2 separate regions of the Homo sapiens genome follow, and region 1 is linked to region 2. A link is an interaction called in ENCODE POLR2A ChIA-PET data of the cell type or tissue named here. Cell type or tissue: A673. All regions are shown on one strand. Each heading gives the region's core, and the rest is flanking DNA. Links, peaks and the distances in the headings are about the cores only. Region 1 overlaps SIPA1L1 (signal induced proliferation associated 1 like 1). Region 2 overlaps SIPA1L1 (signal induced proliferation associated 1 like 1).

The links. ChIA-PET counts read pairs that join two places held together with the same protein. Peaks named below come from ENCODE experiments on the same cell type or tissue, not always from the same donor. Only the 100,000 strongest peaks of a DNase experiment are listed, where the experiment ranks them.
Region 1: POLR2A ChIA-PET joins it to region 2 with 6 read pairs; 6 of 35 experiments call an interaction of 5 or more read pairs at or near these places.

What each region holds. Positions count from the first base shown.
Region 1 is chr14:71,440,712-71,456,931 of GRCh38, reverse strand. All of the region lies in intron 2 of SIPA1L1 (signal induced proliferation associated 1 like 1), which reads right to left. It also overlaps the pseudogene RN7SL683P. Among named protein-coding and RNA genes, the nearest start is that of SNORD56B, 50 kb to the right of the region's middle. In A673, for the core only: no CTCF peak of the experiment used is centred there; no DNase peak of the experiment used is centred there.
Region 2 is chr14:71,348,608-71,364,827 of GRCh38, reverse strand. The region is part of intron 2 of SIPA1L1 (signal induced proliferation associated 1 like 1); the gene reads right to left. Among named protein-coding and RNA genes, the nearest start is that of SIPA1L1-AS1, 35 kb to the right of the region's middle. In A673, for the core only: no CTCF peak of the experiment used is centred there; a DNase peak (open chromatin) is centred at 9,387; H3K4me3 peaks cover 1,156 bases; H3K27ac peaks cover 1,543 bases.

The sequences.
Region 1 (16,220 bases), core at 4,045-9,044, 95 kb before region 2:
ATTTCAGATGGCAATACTGATGTCCTATTAAGTTGGTTTCAAAAAACTTCTGCACAAACTTAATGCTGGAAGCAATAATTCTTATTTAGATTTATTCAATTCTCCAGATCAAGAAACACAAAAGGTTGTTTGGAAGAAAAATATATTTTATTTTAAAAACTGGATTCGTCCACCAGGAAAAATGAGTGAGTAAAGACTGAAAAATTAAAAACTTAAAAATGTAAAAGCTTTTTAGAACTGGATTAATATATAACACACTTTAGACATTCTGTTTTGTCTGAAAATAAACTTTAACTCTTCTGTAATAATAAGCCAACACTATAAGGATGCAAACAAAGTAATATAGAGTTGCCAATAATTATTAATGTTTTTTGGCTGTAATTCCTGGGCTATTTTATATAATTGTACATTTGGTTCTGCCTAGACATGCTATTCAGCTGGATTCATAAAACATACCACACTACCACACAAGTGCTGGCAGACCAATGTATAATAAACAGTTATCCACTGTAATATTTTAGTACATAAAATTGATAGGGTTGTATTTTTAATATAAGATGTTGAATACTTGTATCAATAAGAATTTCTTACATTTATTGCAAGCTTTTCAAACACAAATCTAAGCATATCATGAATGATGGATCAGTTAATGCGTGTCTGTTCTCTCTCATCTGATTTGCTCGTCTCTTTGCTTTTTTACCGTGGCTGCTTTTGTGCTATCCATGTACTATGCTCTTGCAGTTATACCACACAACAACTTGAGATGTTGTTTTACACATATTAGTAAAAGAAATATCTCAACACCAGGGTTCTGTCTCAGAGGATTGTTAAAAACTGTTTAGACCAAATTGCCAATTAAAAAATGATATTGCATGTGAAATAAAATAATTTACGTTTTTCCCTTTAGCTGTAAAAACAAAATCGCACACAATTTCTAAATACCATAAACACAATAGTAAATGAAAGAGTTTTGTCCAAACTAGTTAAGATGTCAAACCAACCAACAATAACCACCAAAAGTATATTAAACAAGTAATATATAAGTAAGAATACATCCTGCTACCGTAATATGTGAAGGGAAAGGCATCATAAATACTTGGAAAAAACAAGAAGGAACAATTTAACATAATGACTCAGGCATTGAAAGCAAACATATGTAGGTTCAAATCTCAGCTCAGGCCCTTACGAACTATGTGACCTTGTAGAAACCAATTTACCCTTATTAGTAACATGAGAACATCCACTGACATCTCACAGGATGATTTTAAAGATTAAATACTACATGCCAAAGTCTTTAGCAAAGTCCCACATATAAATTAAATTAAATAATAATGGTAAACATTATTATTATTGCTAACTTAAACTTCTTTCAATAAGCATTCGGAATTACCAAAAGACCATAACCTAAGATAATCAAATTTAATCATAAAAATCACACCAATTAAATCACACCAATTTCTAGTTTAGGAATTTTGTCTCGTGATCATATGGAACTCCAAAGAATTCTAAACTATAAACAAGCAATACAGACAGCGGGAATAAGCCATTCTTCCTCCTTTCTCCTAGTCCAAATAATTTAAGAAAAGGGATGAAAAAAAGCAAGAAAAACAATCATTTGGAATCAATCACTTCGCCATTCACTTGATCAAACAATGGCATACATTCAATCACAGCTAAAGATAAAACTAAACAATTTGCAAGTAAAGTTACAAAACTGCACACTCATTTCCTCTAACCTGTAAACCAACTTGTTACAGTTAACACTATAATGATTTTCTGAGACAGAATGCAACTATTCAAACAAGTATCTGTACATGATAAAAATATGAACTTAGTAAAAAGGCATGGCATTCTATCTCATTCAAATCTTCACTTGTACATTCACTCATGAAGGATCTAGCAGGTTCTGGCTCTGTGTCAGCCCCTGTCAAATATTAATAAGGCAATAAGGGTAATCCCTGCAGGAATACAGTATCCGTGAAAGTGTAAAGAACCTGTGACATCAGGTGTCCCGTCTCACTCAGCACATGATTCTGAACCTCCACAGTAAAAGGGCAGATAAAGGGAGTAACCGCAGTGACACCGGGTAGACAGAGCCAGAGCTTATAGGGCCCATCTCATGTGTGCTTTATCTGATCTTCATCTTGAAAGCTATGGTTTTATAATAAACAGCTTTTTGTTGTTTCTCCTTTTATTTATGGTACTCATTTGTTTAATCAGCATATTTGTTCAGTTGTAAGAAAATAAACTCTATACTGCCTTTGCACCCAATCAGGCACCAATTTCTAAGTGTCCATTTTCTAAGTGTCTATTCCATTCTTCGAAGATAGTTCCAAGACCACCTTCTCCAGAAAGCAGAAGCCTTCAATTAAAAAAATCACCTCTTTGCTGCTATGGTATTACATTTAATGATATTTGTACCTTTAATTAGATGCTTTAATTAAAATGTTTACTTAATATTAATATAAGAAAGTATAAATCAAGAACAACTCTCCATACAATTCCCTAATAGTCCTTTATCTGAGATTCAATAACTGCCAATCCACTTTTATATATTACTGGCGCCCAGGATAGCTAAAGAGTTGACAGAGAGTTGTTCAATTTAAACCAAAGGTTCTAAATACTATAGTTTTTCCGCAAGTAAAATCATAAGATCAGAGTTAGGACATTTCCATCTACCCTTTCTAATTATGTGACCTCCTTTAACCTTTTCCAGCCTCAATTGCCTTGTACATACAATGGGTATAACATGCCTATATCACAGTACTGTTAAGAATACAGTAAGAAAACATGGATGACAATGCCTGGCACCAGACCTGGGAACACAGGGTTTGTTCAGTCTCCATGTTATTTTAAGATGGCCAAGTGATGATCTATGAACTCTCTTTCTAGGATTTCTTTTTTCCTTTTTTTTTTTTTTTTTTTTTTTTTTTTTGAAACAATCTCGCCCTGTCACCCAGGCTGGAGGGGAGTGCAGTCGCACGATCTCAGTTCACTGCAACTTTTGCCTCCCAGGTTCAAGCAATTCTCCTGCCTCAGCCTACCGAGTAGATGGGATTACACGAGTGAGCCACCATGCCCAGCTAATTTTAGTATTTTTAGTAGAGATAGGGTTGCACCATGTTAGCTAAGCTGGTCTTGAACTCCCGACCTCAGGTGATCCACTTGCCTCGGCCTCCCAAAGTGTTGGGATTACAGGCGTGAGCCACTGCACCCGGCCTCCTCCATCTAAGATTTCTAATGCAATACTTCAAGGATCTCTTACTTTCATTTCATGATCAAAGAAAATTTAGTATTAAAAACTAAGAACTATACTCCAGTATTATGATTCTTATACAAATATTTCATACAGCTATTAGACTCAGACTTAAGTCTCAAATGCACTTTCTACTTGCATTAAATTTACTTGTAATTTTCTATCCTAGAGTGAGATTCTTTTCAAAGTTACGATGCAGCCTGGGCAGCACAGTGAGAACCTGTCTCTACTAAAAATTTAAAAAATTAGCCAGGTATGGTGGCACACACCTGCAGTCCTAGCTATTTAGGAGGCTGAGGTGGGAGGACTGCTCGAGCCCGGGAGGTCAAGGCTGCAGTGAGCTGAGATCGTGCCACTGCACTACAGCCTGGCCAGCAGAGCAAGGTCCTTTCTCCAAAAACAAAACAAAAGAAACCCCAAAAAAGCTAAAACCAAAGTTACTATGAATAAAGAAGGGATGAGTCATTATTGGCATATTGTTCTGAAGACAATTACTGCACTAAAGCCAGAAAGCATTTCCTTTTAGATTTCTTAAGTTGAATTATTTAACAAACATTTTAATTAGCTACATTGTGAAACAGATAGATAACTTTAAATATTTCACAATTTCAAAAATTCACTAAACATGGAACAGAAAGTCATTAAATTGGATCATCAAGCAGCAAAATTTGGATGTTGTATCTATTAGTGATTACCATAAAATATGACACAGAAGGGTCTAGAGATTTGAAAAACTTGGTGTACAGTATATCCTGAACACCAGAGGAAAATAATAGTTTCTGTGAATATCGAAATAAAGTCAAACTAGCAGAGATCAGTTTAAAAACCTAAGATTTAAATAACATAAGATCTCCCCAGAGGGGAAGTTCTTGAGGTCAAAGCACTAGTCCTCTTTAGTCATCAGGGAGATGCAATCTGCACAACAACAAATACCACTTCATACCCACCAGAATGGCTAAAATCAAGACTAAAAATACAATGTGCTGATGAAGATGTGGAGCCACTGGAACTCTCACACACTGTGTGTGAGAGTGAATCAGTAAACTACTTTAGTAGAAGGCTTTGCTTTGCAGTGTCTACTAAATCTGAACAAATATTAATACATATCCTATAGCTTGGTAATCCCACTCCCAGGTATAGATGCCTAACAGAAATGTGCACATATGCCCAAAAAAGCAAAAACAAGTATAAAAATACTATAACAGTATTAATAGTAAAATGGTCAAAATCTGCAAAACAAAAACAGATGTTCAGTAGTAAATAAAGTGTAGTATATTCACATTATAGAATACTACACTAAAAAATTATCCTTCCTATATACGAAAATGTGTATACATTTCTCAAACATTACATTGAGTACAACCAAAGAGTACATATTATATTATTTCATTTTTATAAAGTTCAAAAGCAGGCAAAACAAAACTATGGTGACATAAGTCAGAACAGTGGTTACCTTTGGTAGTATAGGGGGTGGTTGGTACTGAAATGGGAGAGAACATGAGGGGGGGGTTTCCTGTAATGGTGGTGGTATCCTGATTTTTAATTGTGATGCTGGTTATACACTTGTGTTAAGTTTGTGAAAACTTATCAAAGGTGAAAACGTAGGATCTATCTGCTTTTCTATATGCACGTTAAGCTTTTTAACTTATAAGCAAGTAAGTCAAGGTATTTATATATTTTATATAAGCAAAAATATACATATTTGGAAGACCAGAGTGGTGTTTTGTTCACGAAATTGTTTTTGATGTATATAATTCCATGCATTTTTGTCTTATATAATGACCATTTTCCCTTCTCTCAAATATTTTAATTAACAAGTAAAAATTGTATGTGTTTATCATATACATGTTGTTTTGAATTGCGTACACACCAGGAAATGGCTAAATCGAGCTAATTAACATATATGTTACCTGACATACTTTTCATTTTTTTGTGGTGAGAACATTTAAAATCTACTCTCTTAGCAAGAATGTAGTACACAGTCATTAACTTTAGTCATCATGTTTTACAAGAGAATTTTTTCTTTTTTTTTTTTTTTTTTTTGAGACAAGGTCTCGCTGTTACCCAGGTTGGAGTGCAATGGTACAATCACAGCTCACTGCAGCCTCCACCTCCTGGGCTCAAGTGATCCTCCCACTTCAGTCCCCTGAGTAGCTGGGACTACAGGCATGCACCACTATGCCTGGGTAATTTTAAAATTTTTTTGTAGAGACAAGGTCTCACTATATGGCCCAGGCTGGTTTTGAACCCCAGGGCTCAAGTAGTCCTCCTGCCTCAGCCTCCCAAAGTGCTGGAATTACAAGCAGGTGCCTGGCCTGCAATATATTTCTTATCTACTAACTTATTAACTTATCTATTAATTTATTCTTCCTATCTAACTGAAAAATTTGTACCCTTTTTATCAAATATCCCCCTCCCTAAAACCCTCACTATCCCCCCTTCTCCCTGGTAGCTACATTCTACAATCTACTTCTGAGTTCAACTTTTTTATTTTGCATATGTAGGGGAGATCATGCAGTCTTTCTGTATCTGCTTATCTCACTAACATAAAGTCCTCCAGGTTCATCCATGTTATTGTAAATGAAAGCATTTCCTTCTTTTTTACGGCTATACAGTATTCCATTGTGTATATATACCATATTTTCTTTACCCACAGATCTGTTATTAGACACTTAGATTGATTCCATATCTTGGCTATCATGAATAATGCCACAATAAACATGGGAATTCTGATACTTCTTCAAACACTGATTTCAATTCCTTTGGATATATACCCAGCAGCGGAACTGCTGGATCACATGATAGTTCTATTTTTAATAATTTAAGGAACCTCCATATTGTTTTGCATAATGGCTATTCCAACTTACATTCCCACCAACAGTATGCAAGGGTTCCCTTTTCCCCCATCCTCTCAAAACACTTGCTATATTTTTTGTCTTTTTTTAATAACAGCCATTCTAACAGGTTTTAATAACAGCCATTCTAACAGGTTTTAATAACAGCCATTCTAACAGCCGTTCTAACAGGTAAATAACATTGCAGCTTTAATTTACATCTCTCTGATAATTTCTCAAATATTTTAGAATAAAACTTTTTATGGCTCCGAAGTTGAATGCAGTACTAGATAGAGCCATAAATTAAAAGTCTGTAATCTAGAAAAGTTTTCATCAACAATAGTCAAGATGTCTTTTTTATTCATTAACTAGCTGAACACTTAATGATATAGAAAGTTTGGCTACCCAGAATGACTCATTTCTGTGAAGTTTTGTTTAATGAACAGGTTTATTACAAAGATTTTAAATCCTTTTATATAAATGAGTACAGAGTCTTAGAGAACACACTATCGAGCTATAAACTGACACCTTAGGAAGTAAATTAAATCTACTGTATCAGTACAAGGGTGATGAGAAAATCAGTAAGCCCTCCAAATAGAAATATGACAGAATATAAATCTAAATATAAAGTTACATATATTTATTTCTGGTATATCTGTATATTAACACATAAACACACTATCAAGAATGTAAATAATCGTAATAGAAAAATTATATAAAGATATATTTAGCAGAAATATTACATATATCTCTGGGTTTAGGATTTGGGATAATTTTTATTTTTTAAGTTTTATTTTACTGTTTGCATTGTTAAAATGAACATATATCATTTTTAAGGTTAAAAAATAAGCTAAAAGATCTGAGAAAAAGACAGTTCCTGTTCAAAAAAATGAGTCAATGCGTGTTTTCTTCCTGATTCACAGAACAAATTAGTGGGAGAATTTTCTCAATTTTAAGACCTTTCTCCCAATGTTAGCCTTCTGGCATCTGCCAAAGTATACCTACAAGCAAATACCAACAAAGCTCATATAGCAGAACAAATAGAACAGTAGCAGAAAACTGGCACTAAAAGAATTCATAATAACATTAATAAATCATGCTTAACTGAGACAGTCCCCCCACCTCACCTCCAACCCTGAGCCAGCAGTTGTGATTTTATGTTACGTACATATAACTGTGTTCATTTTCTGCTAGTAAAATCGTTCTTCGTTCCTAAGATAGAATTAAGTATACCAGTATTTCCTGATTTTCTATTAAAATCACATAACTTCCAGGTGCTCCATTATCTGAACAAAAATAAGGACCTAGAGGCATCCCTGTCACCAGATGTGTAGCCTTGTGACTAATGTTAGCTGTATCTTAAAGACAAGAAAAGGGAAAAGGTGAATTCAGCTCTCTAGGAGCTCAGTAGTAAATTACTCACCAGGTAGAATTCTGCCCATTGTCTCAATTACTCTTCCCCAGACAACTTCATTTGTTCAGAGAAAAAAACAAAAGCCCAATCTGGTTTATTCTCCCAGCTAATCAAGCCATCCACACAAAGCTGAACTAAAACCATAACTAGAGTTTAAATTTCCTGATTCCTTCCTTGAAAGGTAGTCTTACTAATTAGGTAATTTACAACAGGGCCTTGGCAAACCAAAGAGGAAACCTGAAAAAGCAGCAGCCTTTTGCTGTCCCTCTGGCTTTAATCACCATGAAGGTCACCCAGTCCTGCCATCAACCAGCTCTCCTACTTTGGAGAAGCAGGCTGACTCAAAGAGCAAACACCTGTCTCTCATAGTAATGACTTTATTCTCCAGGCCTAACTTTATAAATGAGAAAACTAAGAGAGTAAACAGCTCTATTAACACTGTTGTCATTTTTTAAAACAATTCTTTTAAAGAGATGGGGTCCTGCTATGTTGCCCAGGCTGGAGTGTAGCAGCTATTCACAGGCACAATTCCACTACTGATCAGCACAGGAGTTTCCAACCTGGGCCAGTTGACCCCTCCCTTAGGCAATCTGGTGGTCCCCCACTCCCAGGAAATGCTGAACTTAGTAGGGACACTCAATTGGCATAGAGCACTACAGCTTATAACTCCTGGGTTTAAACAATCCTCCTGCCTCAGCCTCCTGAGTTGCTAGGACTACAGGCAGGTACAACACCCGGCTTACAATTAGACTTGAAATGCAGGCTGTTATGAAGAGTCTCTTGGCTACAGTTCAAGGGAAACATAACACATTAATGCAAAACATCTTCAGCTTTCCCCAATTCCACTTATTTCAGCCCATTTCAGAAATGTCTTCTTTATTCCAACTTGAAAATTCATGTTATACTTGTTATAAATGTCAAACGGTTTTCAGAATATAGAATTCCAGTGGCTAGAGTTAGATGCCTGGGAACACAACTAGCCCCATAAACCTTGGGCAAGTTGCTTAACCTCTCTGGGCCTCAGTTTCTTCAGCTCTAAAAAGAGGATAATACCTACTCCATAGGACTGAGGTGAAGGTCAATACATTAGAGCACTTAGGAAACTCTGTGGCACATGGCAACTGATTGATCAATAAAGGTCAGTTATTACTATAATCATTGGTGTGGATGATGTTATTGCTACCAGAAAGACAACCAAGAAAGCGATGGAAGCGTAGGAAAAAAAAGTGCAAAATAAAGGAAAGAGAACTAAGAGAAAGAAGAATGGCAGCTGCCATGTAATAGCCAAGGGGCATTAGACAAGTTCCTTCAGTTTCCTCATCTACAAAACGGAGATGACATCCACTTGCTCCATCACCCTCCTCACAGGACTGTTCTGGAAGCCACAAGAAAATATCTCTGGCCACAGAACAGAAAGCTAAATGTCTTGCATTGTCACTGACCAGAGGGGCTCAACAAACCTTGGAATACCATGAACTTTCACAATGAGCCATTAGTCAAATAACTATGCACATTAAATGAATATTCTGGATACCACTCTAACAAAAAAATCAATAGTAGGCCAGGCATGGTGGCTCACACCTGTAATCCTAGCATTTTGGGAGGCAGAGGCAGGCGGATTGCCAGAGCTCAGGAGTTCGAGACCAGCCTGAGCAACATGGTAAAATCCCGTCTCTACTAAAAAAATACAAAAAAAATTAGCCAGGTGTGGTGGCACACACCTGTAGTCCCAGCTACTTAGGAGCCTGAGGCACAAAAATCACTTAAGCACAGAAGACAGAGGCTGCAGTCAGCAGAGATCATGCCACTGCACTCCAGCCTGGGCAACAGAGTGAGACCCTGTCTCAAAAAAAAAAAAAAAAAAATCCACAGTACATGCTTTTAAAAAATCAGATTAAGTAAACCATAGTAAAGTATCCACTACCTAGTGACACCAAATAGCATCCCCATAATTTTGCACTGGCAGAATAATCAGAACTCTTAGGAAGCATCTGCCATCAATTTTAAAAGGCAACCCTAAAGTGAGCTGTGAAACCCAAGTACACCATAGCACCATAGGCTTGTTAGGGGTCCCACAGCAAATCCAGCTGAGTAGATCTAAACTGCCTCTTATTTAGGCTATGAACATTTGAATAAAGTTATTTTCAAGCTTTGTTCTTTATTATATCCTACAAATTTTCCTTTCACTACAATACTAACATAAAAGCTAACAGAGGATAAGCGTGGTGGCTCATGCCTGTAATGCCAACACTTTGGGAGGCTAAGGCAGGAGGATCACTTGCCCAGGAGTTCAAGACCAGCCTGGGCAACACAGTGAGACCCTATCTCTACCAAAAAAAAAAAATGTAATTAGCTGAGCATGGTGGTGCATGCCTGTAGTCCCAGCTACTCAGGGGGCCGAGATAGGAGAATCACTTGAGCCTGGGAGGTCAAGGTTGCAGTGAGCCATGATCATGCCACTGCACTCCAGCCTGGGAAACAAAGCAAGGGCCTGTCTCAAAAAAAAAAAAAAAAAAAAAAACAAAAAAAAAAACAGAGCCCATCTCTCTTTATTTGCAGGATCTACTTAACTCAATTGGAAATGTATTTTCAAATATGGTTTGTCAAGGAGAGATGAAGAAAAGGCAAGAGTTTCACCCCTTACTGTTTCAGAAGGAGAATTTGGGACTGCAACAGAAAAAGTCATTCAGACACTCTGACCTAATAATTCTTATCCTAGATAATTATCCTAAGAAAACAATCAAGCATTTATATAAAAATGCACACACACAAAAAAACACTGAAGACTGATTTGTAACAAGTGATTACACAAATATATAACAAGATGAAATAGTAAATTCTTTCTTTCTTTATATTTTTAGAGACAGTGTCTCGCTCTGTCGCCCAAGCTGAAGTGCAGTGGCATGATCATAACTCAGCTGCAGCCTGGAACTCCTGGGCTCAAGCGATCCTCCTGCCTCAGCCTCACAAAGAGCTGGGATTACAGGTGTGAGCCACCATATCCAGCCTCTAAAAATTATTTAAATAAGATAAAAAATTCAAAAGGTATGCTAAACATAAAAAGCAGAATACAAAACATACATACAATAGAATTCCAATTTTGTTTTAGAAAATACATATGCATAGAAAAAGAGTAAAAGAAATATAAGAAAAAAATATTAGAAACCCAAATGAGCATGGTTTCTTTTTTGATTCCTATTTTCTGAATTAGCTAAAATCAGCTTCTTTTACTTACTTAGTTGGCAAAAAACAATTCCTTTAAAATAAACAAAAAGTGTGAGCCAGGCATGGTGTCTCATGCCTGTAATCCCAATACTTTATGAGGCCAAAGTGGGAGGATCACTTTAGCCCAGAAGTCCAAGATCAGCCTGGGCAACACAGTGAGATTCCATCTTCTACAAAAATAACAAAATTAGTTGGGCATGGTGGCAAATGCCTGTAGACCCAGCTACTCAGGAGGCTGAGACGAAAGAGCACTCCAGCCCAAGGAGGTCATGGCTACAGTGAGCTATGACTGGGCCACTGCACTCCAACCTGAGCAACAGAGCAAGGCTCTGTCTCCATAAAAATAAAATAAATAAATAATAAAATAAACATAACAATGTGGTTTCAATTAACAATTCTGTTAAGTTACCTAATATCTAAATTACTTACTTTGGTACAACTACAATAACTGAAAGAGAAGATGTATTTTGCAAAAGTAGTAATTCGAGTAAGAAATATTTGTCATCCAAATGTTACAATCAACAAATGTTGGAAATATTTACACTGAGAGTGTTTTACATTTGAGAGATAATTGTGTAATATTAATATCAAATGCATGACTCCATATAGTACATATGCACTTAAGTGAACCACCAGTACAACCGATTTGAGAGAGATTATCCAGTCTCTCTTCCCATGCACATCTAAAAACTAAAATTAGTACAGACAAATTCTGCCAGGCTAAAATCAGACTTTGTTTCTAGATACAAGAATTAAAAAAAAAAACTTAGACTTTATTTTAAAATAAAATTCCCGAGAAAGAAACAGTGATCAGTGTAGCTAAACAAGATTAAATTTCAGCTCCAGCTGATAACTTCTCTCATCTTAAGACAAAAAAAGTGAATTCTGATTCTAATCCTACTCTCTCACCAAGGCCTCAGACAATTGAGAGTTCTCTACATATCAGGAAATATACAGGAGGTCACAATTTTGAAAGAACAAAGTTTTCCTTCTTTCTATGACATCAGAAGATTTTCAGCTTAATAAATGGATTTTTTCTTACGCCAGGATAAGTAGAAACTGTCAATGAAGCAATTAGATTGCATGTTGTCTTCCACTAACTATAATTATTTCATATGAACATGTTTTCTTTCTCCAAATAAAATGCTTCTAAAGTTCATATCACAAATATTTTATACTTAAATGTGGTATCTGTTAGCTTTTGCTCAGCCTAGAACCACCTGGAACCACCTGGTCCTGGGGTGGAGGTATCTTCCCATGTTTAGGAACTGTCTCTTCTAGGCACAGAACAAGCACTAGCTAGTAGCTCCCTATACAGGCTTTAGTGGCAAAGAGCACTTCATCAGCTTCTTTATAACATTCCAAAGCTGAGAGTATCCTTTGTGACTCCTTCACATAATACAAAAACTCCAACTCAACAGTATGCAGGTAGAAAGTCTAAAGGGTCCAACTATGTTCTCTCAGTGCCAATAAGAGGGAGCAGCAGACACCTACCTGGGCCTGGCTCAAAAACACCTCATGACACCATTCTCCAGGGACCAAAGGGAAAGAGGTCAGTCTTGCTTTTCACAGTCACACTGAGAACACTTACTGTCTTTACAAAAAAGTAAACCACAACCAAGCTCCCAGGATGAGCAAAAGAAATGCCAATCTGGGAACTGTAGATAGGAAATGGTCTCAGGCATTGAAAAATTCGGTGGATATTCATTCCCTATTCTGAGAACCATGAATTAGGAGAGTCTGGGAACTTTTTACCTTCTTCTGAAGTTGCTCTGATTTCAAAACGCTATCCTATAACCCCCCAAAAAAGTACTGAATGGAATACTTTTATTTTTTGAGAGTGAATGCTAATTTGATTGAGAATTTTATAGTGTTCTCATTGAAGTAAATGAAATCATTCTTTGTGTTCACAGAGAGGTGGGAAGGGCTGTAGCTCCGTGCTATTTGTAAACGCTCTGAGCACCTAAGAGGCAACAATCGGTATTACTTTCGAGAACGTGAATTGGCTAATGTACTTGCTAGGTATATGCAGAAACTAGACTTCAGGGTAACTGAACATAAGACATGGAACATCCTAACACCGCTGACATCTAACCTTCACAAATGTTTTTGTTCTGCTTTGCTTTAGTGGCTGTGATAGGATTGCCTGGACAGAAACTAATAAATGAAGAAAAACAAGATTGTCTGGACTTCACATACTATTTATCTCCTATGGGTCCAAGATACAACATGTGTGACTCTAGGCTCTTCTCCCTTCTACCTAGGCAGGTGCCAAGGAATGTACTCCACAGACCTGTGGAGAGGGGGATTCCTATGCAAGTTATTTGCAGCAAGAGGATGACAGTGGGTCCCCAGTGGGGGACAGTGTGGCACCTCTGTAACAGAAGTTGTCCCTAGTGATTTCCTTTATTTCTCAGAAAAGTGTTGTTGCAACTATGGTTGCAGATATATGTGTATGCCATCTAATACTGTAAGTCTGGGTTTTAAAAGTCTAAATTCTACAGAGTAGAAATTATTCTGCTTAACCCGCTTAGCATAACACAAGCTCATTACCATCATGAAAAATAATTCCATCAAGGCAGAGATTATTAGGGAAGGGCTCCTGGAAGCACACTTGTTGGTTTTCCAAAGGTCTTATTGCATGTCATCTCAAGTACATTAAATACTGGCAACATCTCTGCTTCAACTTGATAAGTGGCTTCCATTTGAAAACCAATTTCATTTTATATTTATTCAAAAGCCCATAAAAAGGATTACAAGGAACTATAAATACAAACAAGCACAAAAAGATAAAATTCTTTATCAATGATTAAATATTACCAGTTTCCAGAATTCGTGTATTGATTAGCCCCAAAAATTACTTTTATAAAAAATATGATCAGCAACAGACAAGTACCTAGAATATCACTAAAGTCTTGTGTATGATGCAACAATTACCTCCTTCACACTAGATACTGGACTACAAAATTATAAAATGGAATTCTGAAAGGCTAAATATTTTCAGACAGAGTAACACTGAGATTTCTTACAGAATAAAAACCGAATCTCAGGACATTTTGAACACAGGCACTGTAAGCACAAAGTTTACCTCCCTAACTAATACTGTAAACTGGTTCCAACATGAATTATGTCCAGAGGTTTCTAAATGATATTCCAATAACCATCTCAATGTGCAACATGCCATACATTATCCTTAAGAAAATGTAAGACGTCACAAAAACATAGGCTCTTTTATGATTATCAAATCTTTTTGTTTGTTTGTTTTAAGAGACACAGTCTTGTTTTGTTACCCAGGCTGGAGTAGAATGGCATAATTATAGCTCACTGCAGCCTTGACCTCCTGGGCTCAAGTGATCTTCCCATCTCAGCCTCCCAAGTGGCTAGGACCACAGGCACATGCCATCACGCTTGGCTAATTTTTATTTTATTATTTTTTTTATAGAGACAAGGTCTCACTATGTTGCCCAGGCTGGTCTCAAAGTCCTAAGCTTACGCAATCCTCCCACCTCAGCCTCCCAAAGTGTGGGGATTACAGGCATGAGCCACCACACTTAGCCAATCATCAAATCTTTAAACAATCACTGTTTTCTCCTATTTTCCTATTTTGCCCTATCAGAAAAAACTTAATATTTATAGACAAAAGAAAAAAAGTACAACACAAAGAAAAAAATTTATAGACATTTCTCCATTTATTTCAACTTTCTCTTCATTAGATGTTAACAAAATAACATTTTTCATGTTAATTACTATAATTTAAAAAAATAAATTCCAAGTTGCCAGGGGAAAAATCTCATTACTCTTCCATGCTTTGGCAAACCTTCTTATGCTTCCATCTATACTCTGGGCTTTGAATCAAGTAAATGAAATCTTGGCTGGAAAAGACATACATTATTAAATAATTTAGGATACTGACCCTTTCTAATGCAAAAGGAAGAGAATGTCAATACTATATGTTCTGAATTTTTTTAATTAGCCCGCAAGATTTTACAGTTTAAGTTACTTCTTTTTTTTTTTTTTTTTTTTTTTTTTTGAGACAGAGTCTTGCTCTGTCATCCAGGCTGGAGTACAGTGACGCGATCTCAGCTCACTGCAACCCCAGCCTCCCAGGTTCAAGCCATTCCCCTGCCTCAGCCTCCTAAGTAGCTGGGACTACAGGTATGCACCACCATGCCTACCTAATTTTTTGTATTTTTAGTGAAGACGAGGTTTCACCCTGCTGACCAGGCTAGTCTCGAACTCCTGACCTCAGGTTATCTGCCTGCCTTGGCCTCCCAAAGTGCTGGGACTACAGGCAGGAGCCACCACACCTGGCCATACATTTTAAGTTACTCCTGATCTACATGGTTATTTTATTATCTAAAAAGGACTTTAAAGTGTTACTAACATTTTAAAGCAACATATCAAAAAAAGTTTTAATCTTTATCACTAACTAAAACCTACGGAACTAAGAGAAAGGAGTGTTAATCAAAAACTTAGCCAGTCTTTCCATCCACTATAGTAGTTACTGTATACGAACAATTACCCGAGATTTATCCAACGTTCATTCAACAAGCATTTATTTAGTACTTACATGTCCCAAGCACTATACTCTGCCATGGAGAGGCAATAATGAGCATGACAGACATGGTACCTGAATGCAGGAATCTTAGAGACTATGTCCCTCCATGCCACCACTTTAAGCTCAAAAGAAGCATAAAAGTATAACCCTTTCCAAATAGCAGTATGATGGCTATGTTTTTATAAATAATCTAGATGGCTAAAGGTTCAACCCAAGATCCTTTGGGAACTTCTGGGCAGCAATACAAGGACAGAGGCCACTAGGAAGCTGGCTCTTTTCTGGGACTATGGAAGCCAGCCTAGGGAAGGCCACACCAGATCCCATCTAAATATTTTGGCCAGCCTATGCTCCAAGGGAAAATCTCCCTCTGCAAGACTTTGGATCAGAAACAGATCCATAAATAACCTCCATCAGTGGCAGACTTAAGAGGCTGTGTATGTAAAATAAGTTGCAGAAATTCCATTATTCAAACAGACAACACCATGTTTCCAGTCACCTCAAAGCCATGAACTCACCAAGGTAACAAGATGCTGAAAATTTATACCATCAGAATTATAATCCATTAAACAAACAACTAGATTTAATGATCTTTCCCAAATAGTAAGTCTGAAATTTGTTTTTTTACACTGAATCTTAACTTTCCTTAGTGATATCTTTTAAAGAACTTAGAAACAATTTCAGTTTTATGCAAAGATACAGCTAAAGACAAAATTCAAGTTCAGTATGAAAAAAGAGGTATCACGCACCTTCACCTACCCCAAAACCATCAATGGTTTCTCAATACCTACATTAAAAGGGTAAAAATTCTTTGATTAGGCACTCCAAGTCCTAGACAAGTCAATTCCAACCTAAATTTTCAAATCCATTTCTCTGTACACCACTCCCCATATACACCACTCCAGGGAAACTGAACTATTCTTTCTTATCTGAATA
Region 2 (16,220 bases), core at 7,384-12,383:
GTTGCAGTGAGCCAAGATCGCACTACTGCACTCCAGCCTTGGCTACACAGTGAGACTCTGTCTCAAAAAAAAAAAAAAATTGATGTTCTGCTGGAATATGCAGATGATGTGCTGTAGGCCAGAGGTTCTCAGCAAGAGGTCTCAGGGCTCTGAGGAGTCTGCAAGGTCATAATTATGTTAATAATAAAACCAAGACACATAATCACCAAAAATTAGAAACAACCCAAATATCCTTTAACTGGTAAGTGCACAAACTGTGATATATTCATATACTGGGACAGGACTCAGCAATAAAAATAAATTAGTGACACACACAACACAACTGAATCTCAAATGTCTTATGTTAAATGAAAGTAGCCAGATTCAAAAGGCTATATACTGTATAATTCCATTTATACGACAGTCATGAAACGGCCAGACTAAGGGTGGGAAGAGAAAATAGGTCAGAGGGTGCAGGGGTTGGGGAGGGGAACATTTGGGAAAGATGGAAATGTTTCATATCTGCACTGTATTTACAACCATATGTGTTTACATTAAAAAGGGTGGGTTTCCCTGAATATGAATTAAACCTTGATAAATCTAACTTTCAAAAATAACGTCACTTGCCTTTTTCACTCCCGTTAAGAGTACAGTGTTTGCCAGAAGCCACATGACTGTGATGATGCCATCATTCTGCAACTAAGGAATGTGTGCTTGTATATTCTTAGGTTTTATATTTTCTCCATTTTAATACTTCTAATACAGTAAATAGTCATGAATGTAACAGACATAAACAAAAACTCTCCTGAGTCCCCAATAATTTTTTAACAGCGTAAAAGGTTTCTGAGACCAAGAGAGTTTCAGAACCACTGCTGTAGATAAGGAGGAGGCCCTGAAGTGTTCTAGCAAGGGAAACAGGAAAGAAGAACTGATGGAGGGAAACTAGTAAAGAAGTAATTACAGGATCTGATTAAGGCTGATCCCGGGACTAGAAAGAAAATAGGTCCACACATCATCTGTACCTTGTTATAAATCCCAAGCCTGTTTCTGGGCTGACACTTTGCTGGTGCATTCAAGTTTTGCAAACTAATTTCTGTTAACTGGTAATATAGTTAGGAAATAAAATCTGCTATAGGAGTCATCCTACAACACATTACTAATCAGTGATTTGTGGATTATTTACTCAGTTGCCAATGTCCTTCTTCAAAAGATGACAATCATTTAAAATTGACCTTTACACATTTTGAGCTTGAAAATTAAGCATCCTAAAGAGGCTCAAAAACTAACTTATAAGTGATTCAGTACCTCATGATCAATTAGGCAAATTAGGTAGTTGTTTAAAAAGCCAATGTGTTACTTCTCTAAAATATGTTTTCACTTGTATCCAGAAACACTATGACAATCTCAACTCAGCACAATTTTTTCTATGCAATGTGGTTTTCTGGATGGGAGGGGAGGGTGATTACGTTGTTTCTGTCTTTGTTTGGCATAGTTCCCTTTCCTCCTAGGGAAAACTCATTTCTAAATACAAGCTCTGTAAATTCCAAATTATTTCAAGTACAGATCTTTTTCTACAGTCTTCTCATACCCAGAACTATTATAGTACTTTGGTATGCCACAGAGAGGTAGAGAAATTATTCTTAAAACCATCCATGTCTTTAAGCTTTAAGCAAACAGAAAACAGATTGACTGATGACAGCTTGATCAATCAATCACTGGATGAAGGTGATAAGTATTAGAAGAAAGGATAATCCCTTTCCCAAAAAAGGTAAATACAGTTTTACAAGCCATTTTAAATGAGTGAGACTGTGAGTGTGCGTGTGTGTGCACACGTAACTGCCATTACATATTGCTTCTCTAATTGTTTTAAGTAACCAACCCCACTAACACCTCAGCTAATACCAAACAGATGGAAATCTGTCTGGAGAATTCAAGTTGCCACTTTTCAAAAAATTCACCTATACTTCTATTACAGAAGCCTGAGAAACTCCAGACTCCTGCAAAAGTATCTGTGAATTATTAAGATAAAGTGAAATTACATCGTTACCTGAAAGTATAGTCCTTTGATTCTACTTTTCATAAAAATCTTGGAAATTAGACTACAGTCAACACTACAGGATATTTTAATTGGAAATTTCACCTAAAGATTGAAAAGGGGGAAATAATTCATCTGAAATACATGCAAAGATTGAAAAGGGGGAAATAATTAATTTGAGATACATGTACAATGCAGATAAAAATATCAATTTGATCAAAGATGAAATTTCCGTAAATTTGTTAAAGCCAAATGGTTTCTGCAGGAAACCTGTTTTCTGTGACTCAAATCCAAAATGGAAAACGTGGGTGGTTCTTCCTGTCTCACCATTAGAGTCAGCCAATTGGCTGGTGAAGCTTTCACACAACTTCAGCTCAAACCCCAGCCTTCCATCTGCTTTAACACTGCCATACCTTAGTGGAATGAAAGAGGAATAAAGGCTTTCTCTAGCCTCAAAGGAAGTCTTTCACAGGGAACCTTTGGTTTATTCTATCTACACCATACTTGATCAAACTGCCCATTTTTTAAAACTTCAAATCCAAAAGATGTGATAAATAGTACGAGCTAAATCACAAAATAATTCAAGGGCATTAAAACTATCTCTGATTGTGGAGCTGATTTCTAAAAAAACAGCAAACTCATCTCTCAAGTACGAAACTCCAGTGGCAACACACATGCCGGCTCCTTGAACACAGCAGCATCTCTTCCCCAGCCACATGGCACTCACCATTTGCCATGACGGGCCGCCAACAGAGACCACATGTGAACTTCTAAACATGTGACTCCACCAGAATGGAGTATGAACCCAATATTTCTGTAGGGTATGTCTGCGTGTCCACCTAAAGCTACTAAATTAGCTAGTGTGACGCATTTAACTGAAAATATCACACGCAACAGTATGCCTTCAGTGAGAAAAGACCACTAGTACATGATACTAGCATGGTAAAACAATTGTGCATACACTGCTGCCCAACTGAATCTTAAATCCTTAAAGCACTGGAAAACCTGCTAGTGCAAGACAATAAAAATTCAGGCAGCTGCTTCCAATGGTGATGTAAGGACCCCACATGGCAAACTGCTCAGGGGTAGCTACTGTCCAGTTCCTAAAGATTCCAGGCCCACTTAAAAATCCTAAGGTCTCAGGAGGCTTTTTTCTCAAAAACTGCTAAAAGGCTCATACAGTTCACCCCACGTAGTAGAAAAAGGCCCTTGATAGGCCACCAGTGACTGCACAGCAAGTTCTTACGTAATGACTTATCTGGTAGTCACACAGGAAAACCCGTTGACCAGGATAAAGTGAGGGGCCCAGGTTCTCAGATAGCCATCTCAAGGGAACTGTTGTTACATGGAGCCACTGAAATGTGAAATACACACACACTATTTGTAAATGTGAATTTTAGAAAGTATATGTATGGAAGCACTAAGCATATCATGAACAAATACAGACCATAAGCTTGTAGAGCCAAAAAAGACCCAATACCCCATTACCACTGTAATACTCTTAATTTTACCAATAAAATTAAGTCAAAACCTCCTGACTGCCAGCCCAGTGCTCCTAATAGTACACCTGCTTTCTTATCAACTGTGAAAACTACATTTTGGAGTATACTAAAATTGAGTTACAACTCAGTTGCATGATCAATATCTCATTTAACCATGTGCTGCAAAAGCAAAATTTACATAAAAGATTAAGAAGTAAAAACCTTTATCATATCCCTAGTGAAGGGGGAAGGGTACAGTGAGGTTTGCTGTCTTTCTCCATACCAGTATAATTTTATCCTCAGGAAAAAAAAATATATATAAACTATATATACAAATCATCTCTCTTTTCAAAAACTGCTGCCAAAACCAGTACATCTAGGAAAAAGACACAAAATATGATGTCTTACTACCCTTACGAAGAATGGCATAAATAACAATCCTTTCTTAAGGTTTAAAATATTTTCTAAGTTTTTTTCACTGTGCTATCATTAATTTCCTCTAATGTAATTTTAGAACAGATCAAGTAGATACATTTCCTCATTTCAGTTTCTTTAAAACTTTGATTTGCTGACACTTCTTCTAAGACAATAATCAACAGTGATCTCTCATTCTGTTCATTTTCTCAACTTCCAAAAGGCAATTCCTCAAGTAAGCACATTTTTGCAAGACTAAAATAATGCACATACTTACACACATAAAAAGAGAAAGACATAAATACTTTGTATAGGATGAAATAACTGCGTGACTTTTGAAATTTTTAAGATAAAATGCAGACCTCAAAACAAGTTCGTAATTGCTCCCTGGGTTATCTCCAAAGAGAGGCTTGTACATTCGTCTCCTATTGATACTTCAGTGAAAATCTGTGACAAAAATTCATCCCAACTCTGCCGTTAACTAGCTGTGTGATAGATACTGGGCAGGTCGTGTAAGCTTTGGACTTAGGCTCATATAAAAAGTTGGCATATCTGATTTCTATAGTATTTTCTAGGTTTCTTAATATCTTCCTAAGACATTATCTATCATCTTTATTGTCACTGAATTCTAAAGGTCAAATATATCTTTAGATAATAAAAATAACCATTCATAAACTACCTTACGCCCTAGAACTCAATAGAAGACTACCATCAGCTTATCTGAAACCTTTAGAACATTATAAGCTTTATCTTCATTAAATGTTATCGCTTTGTCTCATGTTTTAGCATTTTGTAAAAAGTTTAGATTAGTAGAAATGTACTCTCACATCTAGATGACCCCGAAGCACTGTTCAACTCTCACAAGATGGGAGATCTTGATGCCTTCACTTCCTTCCTCATCCATCCTCCATCACCACAGTACCCTCATACCCTGAAACTCAACTTTTTGGGCCACAATGTTGACAACAAAAACCTTTTAAACCACTTATGTTAAAAATCAGCTACATGTCCAAGTCTGTATCTGAGAATCTCTGTATGCATTTTTATCATTTAGTACTCTCGATTTTAAGATCTAAAGAACCAGTTCCATTGATAATATCTGCATAATCTCATGACTCTTCATCTGAATCTGAGTTCCCTGTTTATTGCCAAACAAGCAAGGAGGTTCCAGAAAACTGTATACAACACAACTCATGCACTTACTTTCTTTATATACCAACTGATGATTTTGCCATCCTCAATTAAGTCAATTAAAAAAACAACCAGTAGGACTGAGAATCTGTCATTTTACCAGTAGGAATCCCAAAAAGCAGCTGCTTTTGCCAAGTTCATTCATTCAACACATTTATTATCTACTATGTGGCAGGCACTTTTTATTTTTCATCCTGGGGATATATAAACAGACAAAAGTCCCTGCCTTCATATGCTCTACTGAAGAAGATGACACACCATAAATAGAAACCATAATAGACAAATTATATGGAGGAGATGTACATATAAGGTGTATTAGTCTGTTCTCATGCTGCTAATAATGACATACCCGAGACTGGGTAATTTATAAAGAAAAAGAGGTTTAGTGGATTCACAGTTCCACATGGCTGGGGAGACCACACAATCATGGCGGAAGGTGAAGGAAGAGCAAAGTGACATCTTACATGGCGGCAGGCAAGAGAGCGTGTGCAGGGGAACTGCCCTTTATAAAACCATCAGATCTCATGAGACTTATTCACTATCATGAGAACAGCACAGGAAAAACCTGCCCCAATGATTCAGTTACCTCCCACTGGGTCCCTCCCACAATATGTGGGGAATATGAGAACCTCAATTCAAGATGAGATTTGGGTGGGTACACAACCAAACCATACCATAAGGTCAGAGGGGATACATGCTTGATATGGTTTAGATCTGTGTCCCCACCCAAATCTCAAGTTCAATTTTAATTCCCAGTGTTAGAGGTGGGGCCTGGTGCAAGGTGACTGGATTTTAGGGGTAGATCCTTCATGAATGATTTAGCACCATCCCTTTGGTGCTGTTCTCAAGTTCTCACGAGATCTGGTTATCTAAAAGTGTATAGCACCTTCCCACTCTCTCTCTTCCTCCTGCTCCAGCCATGCAAGACGTGCCTGCTTCCCTCTGCCATGACTAAAAGTTTCCTGAGGCCTCCCCAGAAGCTGTCATGCTTCCTGTACAGCCTGTGGAACCGTGAATCAATTAAATCTCTTTCTTTATAAATTACCCAGTCTCAGGTATTTATTTATACTAGTGCAAGAATTGACTAATACAGTGCTATTGCAAAGAAAAAGGACAGGCTGTTAAGAAAAAGGGATTCAGGAATGAATGGAGGGCAGGTGGGCTCAGTCTTAAACAGGACGGGGTCAGGGTAAGACTCACTACAAAGGCAGTGTCTGAGCAAAGACATGAAGGAGATGATGAAGTGAGCCAGACTGAAGTTTCCTAGTAATTCTTAACTTGTACCGACTATACACGTAATGGCAAATGCTTTAGCAAAAGAGTTATGTATGAGCAAATTTATAAACAACCCAGAGGACTAAAATAGAAGAGAGCTGTGTGTAAATCCCCTCCATTTTTGCAGCTTATTTTACCAAGTGAAACTTACAACTTCAATTAGGTATGCTTGGTGTGTTTTTACCCCAAGTGTTATTTTGAACAAAATTCTTACTTCTGTGATTCATTTTCCTCAAAATTCAAAAATAAATGTCCCACTATTCATTTGAAACATAAAAGAGCACCAGTGTTGGCCGGGCACAGTGGCTCATGCCTGTAATCCCAGCACTTTGGGAGGTCCAGGCAGGTAGATCATTTTGAGTTCAGTAGTTCAAGACCAGCCTGGGCAACATGGCAAAACCCGTCTCTACAAAAATACAAAAAATAGAGGCCAGGCACACTGGCTTATGGCCCAGTACTTTGGGAGGCCAAGGTGGACCACTCACTTGAGGTCAGGAGTTCGAGACCAACCTGGCCAATGTAACAAAACCTCGTCTCTACTAATAATACAAAAAAAAATTAGCTGGGCATGGTGGTGTGCACCTGTAATCCCAGCTACTTGGAAGGCTGAGGCACAAGAATTGCTTGAGCCCAGGAGGCAGAGGTTGCAGTGAGCCAAGATGGCACCACTGCACTGCAGCGTGGGTGACAGAGTAAAACTGTGTCTCAACAACAACAACAAAAATTAGCCGGCATTGATGGCTCATGCCTACAGTACCAACTACTTGGCAGGCTGAGGCTAGAGAATCGCTTGAGCCCAGGAAGCAGAGATTGCAGTGAGCGGAGATCATGCCACTGCGCTGCAGCCTGGGTGACAGAGTGAGACCCTGTTTCAAAAAAACAAAAGAGCACCAGTGTTATCAACCAACAACTCCACTAAGACATCCTGACTATTACGTCAGGGCTCAAATCCCAGTATGGGGAATCCAGGAGCTTTTCCCAGTGTGGAGAAACCTGTGCTTTCCTAGAGAGTTTAGTGGGAAATGAATAGGCTATGAAATCAGGCGGCCTTACCACCAACCAGTTATACAGTCTTGAGCAAATCACTTCAGCCCCTGGGCTTTGGTTTCCTCAACTATAAAAATCAGGGTGTTGGACCATGTGATTTCGAAGTTCCTTATAGGGCTAACTCTCTTTCACACACACACAAAAAAAAACTTCAGATAAATAGCCATCTATTAAAAATTATAACATTAGCCAAGCACGGTGACACACAGTCCCAGCTACTCGGGAGGCTGAAGGGGAGGATCACCTAAGCTTAAGCATAGGAGTTTGAGACTGCTGTGAGCTACGATCACGCCACTGCACTTCCCCCTAGGAGACCAGAGTAAGACCCTGTCTCTAACACATAAAATTTTTTTAAAATTATAATAATGTCATGATTTGTAATTCTGCTAACCCACCATCAGATTCATATTAATTTCATTCTTCAATATTCTTCAAATAACTAATGAATTTATACTAACTGATTCATAAGTCTCAACTCTCTCTGATCAGAAAAACAAATTCACAAGAATGGGTCTTGACTTGCAGTGGTATTCACCAAGGATTAAAAAAAAAAAACCCTGGAATTTCTCTGTCTTTGGCTTTCCTATCAACATACCCCTGCTAGCTTAAATAGAATTTTAAAGTAACACAACCATAAAATATTCTTTATATCCCTCAGTGAAATAGTATTTGTTGTTGCTGTATTTTGTAGAGACATGGTCTCACTCTGTTGCCCAGGCTGGAGTACAGTGGCACCATCATAGTTCAGTGCAGCCTTGAACTGGGCTCAAGCGATCCTCCTGCCTCAGCCTCCCTGGTAGCTAGGACAACAGGTGTGCTTTTTTTTTTTTTTTTTTTTGTAGAGACAAGGTCTTGCTATGTTGCCCAGGCTGGTCTTGAGCTCCTGGCCTTAAGTAACCCTCCTGCCACGGCCTCCCAAAGTGCTGGGATCACAGGCATGAGCCACGTGCCTGGCCCAAAAAGTACGTTTTTAAATAGTAGGTTTCCTTAAAAGTTTCACTTAAAAGCTTATATTATTGATTACTATTATACTGCTTATAATTATAATTAACATTATATTATTTTAAATTGATACTGTAATAAGTATCTGTTATTCATGGAGCCCCAAATCATCTTTGTTATGTTTTCACTACTTCCTTACTGTGTAAACCTCACTTCCCAATATAGAATTTAAAAAAAGAAAGCAAATAAGCAAATTGGGGGTATACAAGCAGACATGTTAATTAGGTTCCACCAACCAGACATACCACATGGGGCTCCTTCAGAACGGTGTTATGTAGGGAAAGTGGAAGAAGGGGGGTGAGTCTTGCTTGGGTTCCTGGTTTGCAGCACCCTGACTTTATCAGTAGCAGCAGCTCCTCAGCAGGCTTGTTCCACAGTGCAGAACTGGCAACCATTCCCAGAAACTCAGAGTACAGTCTCTTTTGTCAGCCTGCCCAATCTGCTAAACTAGCTATCACCCTTAATAAATCACTTGCTGCTTACACTACTAGAATAACTCTTAGTATCTGTAACAAAAAACCCCAACCAACACTCATAGCAAATATTCATTTCATTATTTCCACATACAAGAGCTGAGATTGAAAAGAAAACAACACACAAAACATTCCACCATACAAGCCAAGAATTCTTTGTTTCAAGCCAGGGCTTATATTCACAATCAACACTTCGAACCTTCCCTTATATGTACTTTCTCATAAATTTCATCACCTCTGCCATGCAAGGAGAAGAAAATGGTTTTTGCCTAACTAATTTTCTATCAATAAAGAGTCTGATGACAGTAACTTGGCAAGATATTTGAGAAGAGGATACAATAAACATCATTTTCTATACCAGCTCAAGTTTATGGAGAATCCTGCAGTGTTAGGTAGCACTTTCAGAACATTCCCCAACTGCAGGCAAGGTGATCTAATGCCGTATTTGAATGCCAAAATGATCAGTACTTCGTGCCAAGGCATAACTTAATTCACAAAGCAGCAGTGAACTTTTCACTGATTTCCTCCATCCCTCAGGGTAAGATAATCACGTTAAAACCACAGACACATCAGGCAACTAAAATAGGACACTATTATCTAATACTAAAAGCAGACTGGAAGCACTGAGAAGTGATTATGCATGTTAAAATTCTCTTCTTGGTATAAAGATTAAGTCCTATACAATTACTTGGCAAAGACGGAAAAAGTAATCAGCGGTTAATAATACTGGTCCTTAAAGTGGCAACAGAATCTTACAAAGGACATTTGATATCTTTGACTAATACTGTCAAACTACACAAGGTACTTTTCAGGTAATACTCAAAGGCAAAACTTTATAAAGATCGCTTACACGTTTCTGAAGGCCCTTAATGACACTGATAATGATTCAGTGCATCTCAATGCTCTGCCAAAGCACAAGTATGCATTGTCTCGGCACAGTGATTCAAGACAAGTCTCACTAATGTTAGTGACCCCCGGGCCCTGGGTCTCCAGGCACTCAGCAAGCTCTCCCTTTGTCATCGCAGTACCTCACCTTGCCTCCTGCTCCCTGAATGGCTTTTATCAAACAATTTATAGTGCACTTAGCTTTAGCACTGATGGTGGGGAGAAAGGGAATATGCAAAAGTTAAAACATAAACTATATTCTTCCCTAAGAACAAAGCAAATCAACTTGCTTAGGAAAACTTAGAGCTTGGCTACTTCAAAAACATTTTAAAATTTCATAGAGAATGTCTGCAAAGTAGTTACTACGATGACTCTCAAGCTTTACTACAACTACACATGTACCATATGTGTCCTCTGATTGCACCTGGCACACACAGTCTTTTTTTTTTTTTTAAGAAATGAAGTATCGGGCCAGGCGCGGTGGCTCACGCCCATAATCGCAGCACTTTGGGAGGCCAAGGCGGGCAGATTGCTTGAGGTTAGGAATTCAAGACAAGCCTGGCCAACATGGTGAAACCCCCCCTCTACAAAAATATGAAAATTAGCCAGGTGTGGTGACGGGCGCCTGTAATCCCAGCAACTCAGGAGGCTGAAGAGGGAAAATCACTTGAACCTGGGAGGCAGAGATTCCAGTGAGCCAAGATGGCCACTGCACTCCAGCGTGGGCAACAGAGCGTGACTCCATCTCAAAAAAAAAAAAAAAAGAAACAAATGAAGTATCTCTAGGCCAGAAATGACACACGGCCTACTTTAATTTTTCGTTTATCATGTTTAGACTCTAATCGCAATCTTATTGCAAGATTAAGGATATGATGCTCATTTGTTAATAGTATCAACATCAAAGGATACATGCATAATACCACAAATCAGTGATTCTCAAAGCTGGTTTGCAAAACAATACCTGCATCTGTAGGTCCTCAGAGAAACGGGGAAAAAAAAATTGTTTGAGTATTTCATAAGGCTAAATTTATCCAATTTCAATGGTTGATCTTTATTTTGAAATTGTGTCTTTTCCTATTCTTTTGGTATTCGAATGGCCTTTCTTTATAAAATGCTGAAAAAAATTAAGATTACATCTGTAAAATACAAGCAGATGGCTGGCACTACTCCACATCTTCTGCACCTTCTGCCCGTCTCCAACTTCCCAATTCCCCTCTTTCCAGTTGCTCAGGCAAAAAATAAAAATAAATACTAAAATAATACCTAGTGCCATTCTTCTTTCTTCCACATCCCAGTTCCAGGCCATGAGTATATCCTTCAGCTTCACATTGAAAACCTACCAACAGTCAACTACCCCATTTATTGCCACCACCAGGTCTAGTCACCATAATCACTCCCTCAGACCACCCCCACTGCCTCTTAACTGGCTCCCTACTTCAGCCCCACTCCCAAAAGGCTATTCTCAACACAGCAGCCTAGCGACTCTGTTAAAACCTAGGTAAGACCAGGTCAATGCTGCGCTTAAAACCCTTCAGGAGTCCCATCTCAGTGAGAGGAAATTCTTCAGCAAGCCCCACCTGCTGTCTCAATGCCTCTCTCAGCTCATCTCCGCTCCTCCATTACTAGCCATGTCCTTCTAGGCACCTGGCCTTGGGTTCTTCACACCTGCTGCCTCTTTGGTCTAAAATGTCTCCTCCAGGTCAGACACCTGTATGATTAGTGACCTTACTTCTTCAAGTGGTTACGTGAAATTCATCCTTATCTTTGTGACCTTGAGATAAACTAAAATTTCTTAAAACAGGACACCATTAAGAGAGCTGAAAAGGCAAGCCAGCAAGTGGAAGAACAGATGTGCAATACACATATACAATGGAGAACTCATCTAGAATATATTTTTAAAATTTCTATAAATCAATAATGAATGTGGTATTTAGTCATTTTATTTATTGACATATAATTTGCATATGGTGAAATTCACTCTTTTTAGTGTACAGTTTTTCTGTGGGTTTCCACAAATGTATATGGTCATTTAACCACAACACAATGAAAATACAGAACATTTCCATCACACCAAAAAGTGGTTCAAAATGGCCAATAAATATGAAAAGGTGCTTAAATGCATTAGTCTTCCACAATGGAACATCTCTACACAACTACCGGAACAGCTAAAGTTAAATGGCAGGAGATGCCAAATCTTGACATGTCTGTGGAGCTCTCACATGCCATTAATAGGTATACAAATCAATATAATCACTTTAGAAAACTGTTTATCAGTATCTACCAAAGTGAATGTACACATATCCTATAACCTGGCAATTCCACTTCTAATTATATCCCCTGTAGATGGCATCACTAAAAAGAAATATACAAGCATGTTTGCTGCAGGGCTACTCATTAGCTAGAGACAGAAGACAGTAAACTGTGGTATCATGATACAATTTAATACTCTACAGCAACAAAAATGAATAAACTACAAATACTTGTAAGAGCATAGATGGATCTCACCAAATCAATGTTGGTAAAAGAAGCCAGAAACAAAAGAATATATTATACATTATGACATTAATATAAAGCTCACAAACCAGCAACAGTAACCTATGGTGTGAGTCCTCAGGAAGCAAGGCTTCAACTAGGAGGGGGGGTAACCAGACCTCCTAAGGGGCAGTTAAAATTCTGTTTCTTAATTTGAGTGCTGATTACACAAGTGTATTCACTTCGCAGAAATTCAACCCTCCCAGCTACTCAGGAGGCTGAGGTGGGAGGATCACCTGAGCCCAGGGAGGCTGCAGTGAGCCATGATCACAACACTGCACTCCAACCTGGGTAACAGAGTGAGACTGTCTCAAAAAGAAAAAGACAGAAAATTCATCCCATGGTACATTTGTGCTTTCTGCACTTTTCTGTATTTGTTACACTACAATATAAAGTATGTTTTTAAAAAAATCACCTTTTCAATGAGGCCTTCTCTGGCCACTCTAATATTTCCACCAGTCTCACTGTTTATCATACTCCTTTTCTACTTATTTTTCCTCTGGCACACTTGTTAATACCTAGCACACTATCTCACATACTAGATATATTTTACAAACTTATGTTGTTTACTGTCTGGCTCCATCCACTAACCTGTGAGTTCCATGAACACAGATATTTTGTCCAGTTGGCTGAGTACAGAGTCCCCAGTAGCTAGAATAACACCTGGAAGATAGTAGGCACTCAATATAGATTTAATTAATCTATTAATTATACAGCATTGCCCAATTTAATTGTTTAATTATGTTTGTGGATTCAAGCCATAAATTCTTACAGTTGTCTTGTTATATTTAAACAATAAGTTGGTTGTTGTTCTGTCTGAATAACGCTTCTCAACATGGTTTTGAGACTTCTCATCTTCCAAGTTCCAGATCAGGTTCTGATCAGTTTATGGTAATAATAAACCGTATTAGGAAACCATACAGGAAACTCTTACACTCTGAATTCTATTTACACCTAATTTTATAAATGAAAGCTAAGGCTGCATTAACCTTTCTCTCAGTCATATCCACCCTACTGACTCATACTGAGTTTAGAAGCAAATAAAAGTAACAAAGGGATTTAATTCCATTTTTTTCCTTCACATAAACATAAATCATGAAATATTCCCAACCTATCATGGTACCTTTAGTGTTGAGTCCTAAATGTAGAAATTTTCAACTATCTCCATGTATTCCAAGTTTTGGCTAGCCATTTCAACAGCTTTCTTTTAAACCTGTGGTTCTCAACTTTTTTCCATCACTGCACCCCTAAAGAGACTTTTTAGGCATTTTTTCTTAATCACCCTCTCCCATGAAATTTTAGTATCACAGAAAAACTATTTATCTGTTTATGTAATTATACTGTACTTGCAACCTAAAGAGTAGCATTTCTGCCCCCACAACCCCTACAACCAATTTCACCTCTTTGAAATTTTATAAAGGCATATTTTAAACTTGAAAAGTAATTTGTCAACTACCTTACCTTTCTAACTTCACATATAAATTTGTTAACAATAAAACTATTTCACAGATCAAAGTTGTAACCCACAGAAATCAAATACAGAGCGCAACAGCACAGGACAAAATGCTTCTCTTCCAGCTTGTGCAGATCCATCAAATCTACTATTCAACAAGCTACAAATCCACCTAATACCCATATCACATTTTCCCATCTTGTTCATAAGGACAGCCTTTTGTTAAACTAAATATTCCGTTGAAATCAAAAGACAGCATTCCCCTAACTAATAACCTATTTAAACTTTTCAGAATCTATCTTTAAAGGAAAACAAGATTAGCACAGAATGACTTATTTTAGTCTCTCCTAAGTCCCTCTGGGGGACTTAGGACCACTGCAATCCCTAACTTCACTCTTGTAAGAGTTTCCTATGTCCCCGGACCCAGATCAGTACATTTTCCACATTATGAGCAAACTTTTTCAATGCAAATCTGATCATTCTGCTCCCTGGATATTTAAAATCTTTCCAGGGCTCCCCTAGGCGTATAAAAGCCCCAAGTCCTTAGCATAATAGGCAAAACCTCACTAGGTTTTGCCAATCGGTGGCAATCAGTGGCCAATCGGGTAAGGCCAATCAGTGGCAATACCTCCCACTTTTTTTTGTTTTGTCTTGAGAAAGAGTCTTGCTCTGTCGCCCAGGCTGGAATGCAGTGGTGCGATCTCGGCTCACTACAACCTCCACCTCCTGGGTTCAAGCAATTCTCCTGCCTCAGCCACCCGAGTAGCTGGGATTACAGGCACATACCACCATGACCAGCTAATTGTGTGTGTGTGTGTGTGTGTGTGTGTGTGTTTAGTAGAGACGGGGTTTCACCACATTAACCAGGCGCGGTGGCTCACGCCTATAATCCCAGCACTTTAGGAGGCCAAGGCAGGCAGATCACGAGGTCTGTGATCACGAATAGGAGTTCGAGACCTCCCACTTCTAAAAAGTTTTTTCATAATCACTTTACTCCATCTAGCAGAAATGCTCTTATAACCAAGCCTCAGCACCTGCCTGCCCTCCCCACCCTACTCTATTTTCCCTTAGTCTCTTCAGATTTTAGAAGCAGTATCACCTCTTCAAAAGATGTCCTATTCTCCACATCCTCCCCAGTGTCACAAGAGCACTCCTTAACCAGGTTCCTAGGCACTCTGCCTATATTTGGGGATTACTTACTAATGCGTCTGCTTCCCCCACTCTTGGGCCATCAAAAAATATGTGCAAGGAAATGCACTAAGGATACTAGCTACAAGCTGACCTCCTAAATTCAGAACTTGACATTCACCTTTGTTCCTCCGGCAGCAGGAGTACCAGGAACCCACAGGAATTAGAAACCCAGTGAATGTTTTTTGTAATATTGAAACCATCCTGGCTCCTGGTAACCACTACCTTTTTCTCTCATGCTATCAAATCACCTGTTTAAACCTATACTAAAATTCTGTCAGAAAGTCACATGAAACTTTTTCTAGTTTCCTTTCTCTAGGAAAAAAAAATCTATTTCCTTTCTTTAGGGAAAACAAATGAAAACACTGACGTAAACCTTCAGATTTCAGGAGTGTCAGGGCTCAGAATACATTACCCCCAAAGGATTCTGAACTGAAGGAAACTGGAGGGGGCCCAGAAACAAGGTCACTTCCCCTGCCTTCTATGTGAAGCATGGTCATAAAGGAATTCTCCGACCCATCTTACCTGAAAATAGATCATAAGACCCTTATTCCAGAAGGGTTCTGCCCCACACCCAGCAGAAAAGTAATGCTCAACACAGAGAGGCTGAGAAGAATCTGGACAGGCCTTGCTGGGTTCCCCTCTCAGTTTATTACCATTAGATCATTCCCTTTTTGTGCAATCACATTACTACATGGCCATGATTCTCCATCAAATGTAAGCATAGAAAGTTTTCCTTGGGTCTTTGAGTCTTCATTTCTGAAAGCTCCCACGTCATATATAACTTTGTTAAACAAATCTGTGATATTTTCTTTCTTGCTAACCTGTCTTTTGCTAACAGTAGTACTGACCACAACCCTTGCGGTGGATGAGGAAAAGGTATCATCTTTTTGCCCCTGTAAGAGCTTCTCTCACCTTATCAGTTCTCGAAGTTTCCCAACTGCGGTTCCTCAAATTAATGGTAGAGTTTTCAGTATCCTGGGGAAGAATCCATTTCAGCCTGGAGATTCTTATTTATTTTAAGTGAGTAAGAACTTGTTTGCTTTACTCTCATCTTTCATATTCTACCCTTCTCTGTCTGAAAAATACTTTCCTACCATAAAAGATACTAAGAAAAAGGAGTGAATTACTCTGAAATCCCTTTTGTTAAAATTAAACAGTGGGTTTAGCCTCTTTTTAGTTATCACTTTGTTTTAAAGCTTAAAAACTAATTTGCATACACTTTAATAAAGCGGAACACAGATACACTTTATGACACAGCAAGT